Regions from separate parts of the Homo sapiens genome. Here region 2 is linked to region 1. Evidence: chromatin contacts called from ENCODE Hi-C or POLR2A ChIA-PET data. All regions are on one chromosome and are shown on one strand. Each heading gives the region's core, a stretch centred on a gene start or an enhancer-like site at or near the end of the contact. The rest is flanking DNA. Distances are from core to core; before and after follow the strand shown. Region 1 holds the start of LINC02919 (long intergenic non-protein coding RNA 2919). Region 2 holds the start of ADGRG6 (adhesion G protein-coupled receptor G6).

Region 1 (5,390 bases), core at 1,317-3,816:
TCATTGTGGTTTTAATTTGCATTTCTCTGATGATTAGTGATGTTGATTTCTTTTAATGCTTTTTGGCCACTTGTATGTCTTCTCTTGAGAAATGTTTGTTCATGTGATGAACTCTGATGGAATGCACTATTTATAAATTTCTCTATGTGTTTAATTAAATATTTTGTTTTTTTGCATTTGGGGGCTATGTTTTTGAACACACACAAGTTCAGCTTTGTTATATTTTCCTATGAATTTTTTGTTAGCAGTATATAAGTAATCCTTTTGCTTATATTTTATACATGGCATGCATATTTTATACATGATTGTGTTAGGCCATTCTAGCATTGCTATAAAAGAATACTCAAGATGGGGTAATTTGTAAAGAAAAGAGGTTTAATTGGCTCTCAGTTCTGCAGGCTGTACAAGAAGTGTGGCACCAGCATCTGCTTCTGGTAAGGGCCTCAGGGAGATTTTACTCATGACAGAAGGCAAAGGAGGAGCAGACACATTCACATGGCAAGGGCAGGAGTGAGAGAGGGAGCAAGGGCAACAACTGACTCTTGAGTGAACTCATTACTGTACGGATGGAACCAAGCCGTTCATGAAGGATCCACTCTCTTGACCCAAACACCTCCCACCAGGCCCCATCTCCAACACTGGGGATTACATTTCAACATGAGATTTGGATTATTCATGATGTATCCCTTCTTTCTTTACTTTAAGTTTATTACTTATCTTACATGATTTTCTCAAATCTTTATTGTTTATTATTTCTGTGGGTTGATCAAATTTGTATTCAATTTATGTTTTTAATGACCTTGTTTTAGAATTTCTGATGATGTAATTTTACATTTCATCAATGGCTGACTTTTCTTTCTTTGCTCACATGATCAATCAAAAATAACCCAAACATGTCCCCCTAAATTTCAGTTTACCATTTAATATGCTCTAATTTTTCCTTATTTTTCTGCCATCCCAATATCATAAGAATGTTAGAAAACTTTCACCATCCTTTTCCTATAACTTTTCTTCCTACCCCCATGAGAACTTTAGAATGTTTTACTTCATCTTCTCTTTGTCCACTCCACCCTAACTTACATCAAGAATTTAGGGAGTTGTGCCATATTTTTATCCTCTGTAACAGTTTTTTCAGATAGGTATTATATGTTACCCGAAGATTACATATAATTTGCCAAGAAAAACATTGTTGTCTGGTGTTTTTCAGGACTATTTCTTTCTCTTTTCTTTGTTAATGATAAGTGGATTTAAAAATACAAATTTAGTTTTTTAAAGTTAAATTAATATTTTTCCAATAAATTATTTAAGTGTTATCTCAGTATTAAAATTTACCAAAGATAAAATTATTCATGTATTCTTCTGTGGTTAAAAAAATCTCTATTATAAATATAATGCCCACTTTTCACCAATCACTTTTATCAGAGGTTTGTTCATCTTCGTAGACAACGTTTGGGGTTTGCATTTGTTGGCTGGTCCTATATATTTTGTTTTGTTTACTTTCTTTTTCTCTTGTCAATATTTTCTTTCTCCTACATTTAGGTTTGTTTTGTTTCTTAACTATGAGTTGTTGATTACTCATTGTTTTCATCCTTTCTTTTCATGTTAGTATTTAACATTATACCTTTTACTATGGACAGTTTTGTAGCTGCAGGTTACATTTTTTTAATATAGTATGGTCATCATTGTTATGTTCTAGTTTCTAATGTACGTTTTAATTTTTTCTTAGAGTCAAAATAATCTGGAAGAGGGTTTTGATACTGATATATATTAAATTAATATATATAAATGATTATATTATTTGATAAAACTTACTGTGAATTATTAAGTGTTCAATATTTATATATATTCCATGTGTGTTTGTAAAGACTGTGTACCCTCAATTACTGGGTGCAGAGTTGTGCATCTGTTCATTAGATAAAGCTTATAAATCATATTTTTCAAATAATATAGGTTCATATCAATTAATTACTGGAAGAGGTAGGCTAAAATGTCCAACTCTGATGGAATTTCTCTATGTGTTTAAATATTTTGTTTTTGCATTTGGGGGCTATGTTTTTAAGCTCATACAAGTTCATCTTTGTCGTATTTTCCTATAAATTTTTCCTGTTAGCAATATATAAGTAATCCTTTTGCTTATCATTATGCTGCTGGAATGTATATTTTATTAATAAGGCTTTATTTATTTATTTATTTATTTTTGAGACAGAGCCTCACTCTGTCACCCAGGCTAGAGTGCAGTGGCACGATCTCAGCTCACTGCAAGCTCCACCTCCCGGGTTCACGCCATTCTCCCACCTCAGCCTCCCAAGTAGCTGGGACTACAGGTGCCTGCCACCACGCCTGGCTAATTTTTTTTGTATTTTTAGTAGAGACGGGGTTTCACCATATTAGCCAGGATGGTCTCGATCTCCTGACCCCATGATCTGCCTGCCTTGGCCTCCCAAAGTGTTGGGATTACAGGTGTGAGCCACTGCACCCGGCCAATAAGGCTTCAATAGCTTTGCTTGGTAGTCTTTTTTTTAGTCTATCATTCTCTATCTCTTTATTATATTCAATGTATTTTGATGTGTCTCTTATAAACATTGCAAGGATTTGTTAAAAATCTTATCAAACAGGAATGACTTTCACTTTTACCCATACAAAACATAAAGCTAAAAGATTGGACAAAATATGTGAAGCAATGATTTCCAGACAGTGGACTTTGGACATTGACAGTGCAAGCCTTTAATCCCTAACAGAAGAGAATCTCACGAGATGACTCTCACTTCATGCTAGCTCTGTGCCTGGAGAAAATTTTCTGAGCACAAAGAGGTAGAATGCAACCAGAAAGAAAACTGTGGCCCTACTGAACTGAGGAAGAAGAGGTCAGAGTTCTGGAATCAGAAAGAGCAAGTAGGAAGGGTGCTGCACCTAAGGACTCTAGATCCTTGGTTTGGGACTGGGCCTCACACATGTAATGTGAGGCTCTTGAGACTGAGGAGGACTGCTGTTCGGTCAGGATCAGAAGGAATATGCTAGAGTTCAAGCCACCATGCAAGATCCGTGAGCAACTCCTTAGGTGAATTGTGAAAGACAGCCAGGTATACTCTTTGCTATTGCAAATGGTCACACTTTCACTTCTATCCAAGACTTACTGTTGATTTTACCTTTCCCCTCTGTTTTCATTATGCTTGTGGGTTTTTTCCTGAACCTTTTTCACTCTGTCAAAATGTGTGCCAGGGCTCTCTGGGACCATTATCCAAATAAAACATAAAAATATTTCTTTGCCAATTTTTCTTAAAAGGAATTGACCTGTAGTGTCATTAAAAATATAAAATTGATTTGAGGGTAGATATAAGACCCAAATATCATTAACCAGGTATTTAAATAGGAATTATTTAACTAGATAAACTCCTTGTCAATGCATATTGTCAAGTTTTAAAAAATGTTACTCAGAGACTGATGCAATCAACTCGCTAGTTCTGGAATAGGGTAAAGACTAGAGGCAAAGAACAGTTCATGAGAATTAATAGTGTAGGTAGCCATCTACAAAATGTTACTGACTGGCCTGCCATAGGCTCTGTCATAATGTGGCCGACTGCCACGGTTACTACTTGAGACGGTCATTATAGCAGTTACTGTTGTTACTGCCTGAGACCGTCATTACAAACTGAACGAAGGGACGAACTTAGAAATTATAACAAAAAACAAAAGAAACTGTTTTAAAGGAAGGGAAGCCGGGGAAGAAGAAGAGAGCTCCCCACTTCCAGTGAGCAAAGGCACCCCTGAGCTTCCACAGCCCCTCCTATTTATTGGGTAACAAAAGCGAGGAGAAGGAGGTAACAACTGGTCAGCTGCTTAATTGATCACACGTTCATATTGTTACTAACAGGCTTCAGATGTACCTAATCACAAGAAACACTGCGCTTGGGGCATGACTGCCCTCAGCATTCCTTCTGGATGGCAGATGCAGTTTTGTCAGTTTGTCACAATTCTGCATTTATGAGAAACAGTTTTGTTGCTTACTCATATAGCCTCCAGTGGTATACTGAGTTGATCACGACCCTCATTCTTTCGGCCTGTAACATCATAGGACCAAGATTTATGCTTAGAAAATTCCTTCCAGTCTTGACGTCTACAGACATCATGTTCTTCATGCCTCTGGAAATTCTTTTTTTTTTTTTTTTTTTTTTTTTGAGACAGAGTCTCGCTCTGTCGCCCAGGCTGGAGTGCAGTGGCATGATCTCAGCTCATTGTAAGCTCTGCCTCCCGGGTTTACGCCATTCTTCTGCCTCAGCCTCCCGACTAGCTGGGACTACGGGCGTCCACCACCATGCCTGGTTAATTTTTTGTATTTTTAGTAGAGACGGGGTTTCACCGTATTAGCCAGGATGGTCTCGATCTCCTGACCTCGTGATCCACCTGCCTCAGCCTCCCAAAGTGCTAGGATTATAGGCGTGAGCCACCGCGCCTGGCCTGGAAGTTCTTTTTCTCTGTTTTTTTGGAGACAGAGTCTCATTCTGTCCTCCAGGCTGGAGTGCAGTGGTGCAATCTCGGCTCACTGCAACCTCTGCCTTCCAGGTTCAAGCGATTCTCACGCCTCAGCCTCCTGAGTAGCTGGGACTATAGGCGTGTGCCACCAGGACCCGCTAATTTTTAGCAGAGACAGGGTTTCACCATGTGGGCCAGGCTGATCTCGAACTCCTGCCCTCAAATGATCTGCCTGCCTCGACCTCCCAAAGTGCTGGGATTACAGGTGTGAGCCACCACGCCCAGCCAAAATGGGATGCCATGTTGCATAGGCCAGGAAATGAACCTGGACCTCCTGCATGGCAGGTGAAAATTCTACCACTGAATCACCCATGCACCTATGGAAGTTCTTTCACAATACCTCTTGAAGGGGTAGTATTTAAGTGGGATCAGCTCTTTCCACAGGAATAATCAATAATTTCAGTGGTTCTCTTAAGGTCCAAGGGGCTTCCATCTATAGTCTGATTTGATTTGGCAACATCAGATGTGTTGAATGGCACTGAGTAGACACTCACATCTTACCACTTGTGCTATGAAGCAACAGTGATTCCGAGATACCAGGTGACTTTTTTTTTTTTTTGGCTTGTAAGCACCAGTGTCTTACTCTTTCCACTTCTCCTTGCTGCTTTCCTAGCAACAGTTCCCAGCAGCAAGAGCTTCTGTGAGCTTTACTATTTGGTCAGGCACTAGTCTGTAGAAGAGAGGTGGGGCAGATCAGAGCCAAAGTCCCTAGCTCAAAAATTTCTCTTCAACATTATTTTGGGGTGGCACCAAGAATGATAGGCGTTCCCAAAGCCACATTTTGCTATAGCTTCTCCTCTGCTCTTCCTATGGAGTTTTCATAGTGAACCTGACCTCATTTACTCCCTTTTTTTCCATCC
Region 2 (5,357 bases), core at 1,988-4,487, 42 kb before region 1:
CATTGAAACATATCACTGTTTTCATGTCACGGCCCTCTCCTCACTATTGAGTATTATTGCTTTAATCCCTGTCACTTTGATAAAAGAAGTTGCATCTCATTTGAATTTCCTTTATTTGGATTGTCATGTTCAAGTCATTTGTATGGTTTTCTATTACAAATATACATATTTTCTTCATTGATTTGTGATTTCTTAACGACTTATTTTAAATATGTTAAACTTTTGTCATATTTGCTCTGTTTTAAATAAATGGATCTTGAAGCTTTTTTTTAAGGCATTCCAGATAATTCCATTTCAAGTAATGCTTATAATGGAAAGTAACATGACACTCAGGTAGCCACATTTTTTGATCAATATATCCTTTATATGGCACCACCCCTGTCAATTAGTATGCATCTTAACATCATCCAATGTAGATAATAATCTCATCCAATTAGAAATGAAAATGGAAAGATACAGTTTTTGCCCATGCATACCACAAACATTGAACAAAGTCTTTTCCATTTAGTCTAAATTCTAAATAGACTGTAGAAACTTTTGATTAAAAATCATCCCATCAGAAACGTAAACTCTGTAAGATATATAGGCCATTAGAAAAATAGTCAGGTTTTAAAAAGCAGTTATTAGTTTATTTTTAATATGTAAACTAATTCTCTTTCAAATCATTATTTCCAGACTTCAGAGTCATGTGTCCAGTTAGGCTACAAAACTACAGGCTTCTAATATTTCCCATAAGCCAAGAGACAATAGCCTTATTCACCATTCATATTGAAAAAGCACAATGTCATGTAATTTATATAAGCCATAAATGGAACAGTAGCTTCATGCAGCTTGAGACGAATTAATGCAAGTCTTGCTACATCTGCTAAATTTCTTAGGGTATGAAAAATATGCAGTCACTACAACTCCCAAATATATTCGTAAAGTCTATAATTAAAGAACCTGAGTATAACAATATACAAATACACTTTCTCCACAAGGAGGAGGCAGAAAATACACTTAAGTAGTTTCTGAACTTGAATCTATTAAAATTTAAAGGATAATATAGCTTATGTTACCCATTTTAACATTTTTCAACAAGATAGTAAGAATATTAATCTTGGAAAGGTTGGTAATTCTTTCCATATATTCTAACAAACCAATACCTAAAAAGAATCAGGCCATCCTAAACCACTCCATATGAATCGTAAATAGCAAAATGGAAAAAAATATACTTACCATCTGGTAAAAAATGAAAACTTTCAGTCAAAATAGCTCAAAAAAGAATCTCAAATCTAGGTATCAAGCCCTATTTTCTATGTGATTTCATATTCACGCTTTTACCCTATAATGACATGATTTTTTAATCACGAAGAATTCAAATGGACTATATAACTTAATTTCATGATCAGGAAATTTTTACATTACCTGTTGATAAGTTTAACATCTTTTATTTTAAAAACAGGTATTTATACTTTCATGTGTAATATGCTTTTTTTCTCATAAGATCTAAATGCTTAGGAAAGCTGAAAAAAACTGGGCAAATACCTGCTGTAAAATCCCTAGTATATTTTCAAGAAAAACTGAAGTTGAAAACAAGCTCATATTACTTCAAAATGTGTAGCCTGTATATGAGAACAAGTCTTATATGAAAATGCTGGCTGTATCCCAAAATAAATTTTTTCAAGTTGTACCTTGCCGATTCCACTGGCATAAATGAAACTTTAAAACTCCCAGGTGTGGAATTATTTCACATGCAGTTTCAGTAAAAATAAGTGGTTCATTTCTGATTACATCTCACAGTACCTGGAACAGAGTTACAGAGTGCTAGGCTTGTGGGCACTATCCTTTCTTTCTCCTATTTTAAAATGTGTGTTGGGGAGTGGGGAAGTAGGGAATGGAAAGTGCAGGAAAGTGTGGAAAAACAGGACCTAGGGGGCAGGTCTTTCCCCATGTACTGAACTGAAAGAGTAAATTCATGTAAGATCCAGGAGTTGGGGGAAGGAGTGTTAAGTACCAAGTTCTAGAAATTGTTGTACATGAGTTAGTGGAAGGGGATAAAATGTCTGTCACGGTGTCCGTCCAAGATTAACTAAAACATCAGAAGGAAAATTACCTATTACAAGAAAAAGAAACTTCTTAGTTGGCCACAAAAATAAGCTTGGCCCTTTGGAGTACAATCTTCCTTTTCCCATTCTGGAAAGCCAGACGGTGCTTGGCGACCCTTTCATGGGGTCGCTGTGCGCCACCTCACCATTAGGATGACAATTCTATGGAGGCAAAACCTTTTAGGTTTCTCTGTTTCAATGCCCCAATTCCCCACGCCCCCCATAAGTCTATGGAAGTCCCCTCAAATCCTATCACGTAACGTGGCGTAACCCTTAATTACTTCCTAAACTACAAAGCACACTGAAAACATTTTCTGCACACCTTAAAAAAATTCAAACACCCCAAAGATCCAAGAATAACTTCTACAGTCAATGGTGACAATGTGTAAAGTCAACATTTTCTCGGCATACTAGTACCTTCCAAGCCCCCAGGTGTTGATTCCGGAGAGCGCCTTCTTGGCAGGGCCAGGCCTCTGGACTGAGGAGCGGTGCCTGTTACTCCTTGTTTAATTTGAATTGAAAACACGTTTTCCCCATTCTTGAAGCCCTGCCCTTCTTATTAGGCTTTACACCGCCCAAATGTGAGGTTTACCTCGCTGGGGGAAAAAAAACAGCCACACACACATGTCACAACTCCACTTGGCAATAGTCCTACTCCTCAGTGCCTCGAGGGGCAAACTGAAGACAAACCGGTTTATTCCCTCCGTGCAGTTGAAGTCCTTATAAAATCATTTCTCTTGAGGGTGGGGTGGTCGGGGAGGGGGCGACAGAAGGTGGACACAGATAAAAGAGTGAAGGAATTCCAAGCTGAAAGGTGAGACTTACATGTTGACATTACTGCGCCGAGGTCCCCTTTGGCCGCAAGATCATCCTCCACCACTTTCCCGCTCTGCTGCCGCTGCTCCACCCAGGGGGAACCCAGGCGCCCCAGCCCTGCGCCGCGGCGGGACCCTCCTTTACGCCGTTTCTGGAGAGTTCATGGGCTTTCCCGACGGCGCAAGGTGAACCCTGGGCGCGGCAGCGTTCAGCGCAGGGCCTGCGGACGAGGAAGCAGGCTGGCGGCAGGTCCCTCCTCGCAGGGAAGTTGGCAGGGTGAGGGCGAGAAGCTGAGGAAGTAGGGTGTGCGTGGGGCTGGTGCTGAGGAGACCGGGCCAGGCAGGGGTGCGCGTCGCAGGTCCTCGCCCCCGCTGGCGGGAGGCGGGACTCGGCCACCACCCTAGGTACTTGGGTCCCCCTCGCGGGCGCAGGCGACTCTCCCCGGACCCGTGCGCTCCGCCCGCGCTTCCGGCGTGACTGGAGCTGGGCTCAGGTGCGGCGGCCCCGGCGGCGTGCGGCGTATGACCCGACTCCGGCTGCCCTGGTCTGGGCGCTCCGCGGCTGGGGCTGTCCCGAAGGCGCAGCTGCCCCACACAGGATCTTCAACCCCAGGGCCGAAAGGGAGAAGTCGCCCCGCGGGGCGGGACAGGCGCTTTTGGAGCGAGCAGCGAAGGGAGAGTGGCCGGGGTCGGCGATGGGCGCAGAGCCGGGCTCAGCTCCCCAGCTGGGAGGGGACAGGGCGGACCCGGAGGTCGCCGAAACGCCGGGAGCGCTGAACCCCAGAGACCCTCGGCGAGAGAAAGGAGAAGCTGGGAAGGCAGGCGCTCCTGTGGCATCTCCCCAGCGTTTGCAGCCTACCCGAGTCCCCGCGCGGGTCCCCCCGCCACGCTCCCGGGCTGTTGCTTTGCTTCACTTTTCTGCCACTTTCTTTACTTAACTTTTCTGTCTTCTCTGACTAGTTCGCTTGCTCGAAAAAATGAAGGGATTTTAACGGGGGGCTGGGAAGATGGTCACATAACATTTTATTGAGAGGGATTGATTTGCCAACGTAAATCCAGCTGCTTGTTGGGGAAAGTTAGCTGCCTGCTCTCCAATGCTCCTGTAAAGTAGCTGTCTGGCAAAGGGATCTGGACACACCTCCTTGGGAATGAGAAGAGAGAAGGGCTCACACTTGGAAAGAGGTTTTCTTCCCATTGTGTACTGCCAGAGTTAGTCCACAAAATGCTAGAGGCAAACCTTCCGGTGCCAGGGCTGTATGCACATCCAGAACCTCAACAGCTCAGCTTGCACGGTGTACACACTGGCACATGCACAGGCCATACACAGAAGTGCCCTAACAATTATTTCAAGCTGATTAGCTTATGATAGAGAGCTGTTGGTGGGTGCGGGGGGTGGGAAGGAGGTAAAGCAGGACTTACTCACAGTTACAGGCAGAAAGGAAGCTGGAACGCTGCCACCAATTCCAGAGGCCTGAACATCTAGGGTGTGTTCTACTTGTCATTTTTATCAGTATTCATTTTGATGAATAAACGGTATGATTAATAGAGACGCTGAGTTGTAGCATTTAAGGGAAGCTAAAGTTCTTCTGCCCAACTGTCTCACGTTAACAGGTAGGGAAATGAGACTGACAAGATCTGAGGTCTGTGCACACTAGCTAGAGGTGACCAGGGGCTAAGATTAGGTTTCCAGACTACCCTTTTGAGTCAGTCGCTATTACACGGTATAGTCCCAAAGAAATTTAAGGGCCACTCTTGGAATTTTTTAAAAGCAACATGTATTTCACAGTTTGTGGGTCAAGAACCTGGATGCCCTTAGCTCAGTGTCTCTCAGGAGGCCACAATTGGAGTGGTGACTAAGGCTGTGGTCTGATCTGAAGGCTGGACAGGGGAAAGATCTACTTCCAAGTTCACATATGTATTTGTTCCAGTCATAGAATTTTAAAGTTAGAAGAAACCTGGAAACATAAGAGCAAATAAATATAAATAACTGCCAGGCACGGTGGCTCATGCCTGTAATCCCAGCACTTTGGGAAGCTGAGGCGAGTCAGTTGGGGTCAGGAGTTCGAGACCAGTTTGGCCAACATGGTGAGACCTCATCTCTACTGAAAAAAAAAAAAAAAATTAGTCCTGGTGGTACACACCTGTAATCCCAGCTACCTTTTCTGAGGCAGGAGAATCACTTGAACCCGGGAGGTGGAGCTTGCAGTGAGCTGAGGTTGCACCACTGAACTCCAGCCTGGGCAAAAGAGCTAGACTCTGCCTCAAAAAAAGAAAAGACATATAAATAACTTCATTATTCAGTGTTCTCCAGAAAAACGGAGCCAGCTAGATGTGTGTATGCACATAGATATATATATTTTAGTTTTAAGGTATTGTGGAGGTACTAGTGCAAAATTTACAGTCAGGCAGCCTGGAGATTCAGGGAAAAGTTATAGTCCAACTCCAAATGCAGTCT

Evidence for each region. Hi-C counts contacts between places; a loop is a spot of excess contacts on that map. ChIA-PET counts read pairs that join two places held with the same protein, here RNA polymerase II (POLR2A).
Region 2: a map of Caco-2 shows a loop between it and region 1 (4-fold over the local background). The contact joins the promoter of ADGRG6 here to the promoter of LINC02919 in region 1. A Hi-C loop is called at or near these places in 3 of 168 maps with a recorded cell type or tissue (Caco-2, HepG2 and ovary). POLR2A ChIA-PET finds 5 or more read pairs at or near these places in 4 of 52 experiments (CD8-positive, alpha-beta memory T cell, HepG2, MCF 10A and 1 more).

Annotation. Positions count from the first base shown.
Region 1 is chr6:142,257,094-142,262,483 of GRCh38, reverse strand. LINC02919 (long intergenic non-protein coding RNA 2919) reads left to right here and starts at 2,566. Exons shown (of 2, transcript XR_001744395.1): 1 at 2,566-3,080.
Region 2 is chr6:142,299,887-142,305,243 of GRCh38, reverse strand. It overlaps ADGRG6 (adhesion G protein-coupled receptor G6), which reads right to left and starts at 3,237. Exons shown (of 25, transcript NM_198569.3): 1 at 2,913-3,237. The coding sequence starts at 2,914. RefSeq lists a silencer at 3,308-3,447.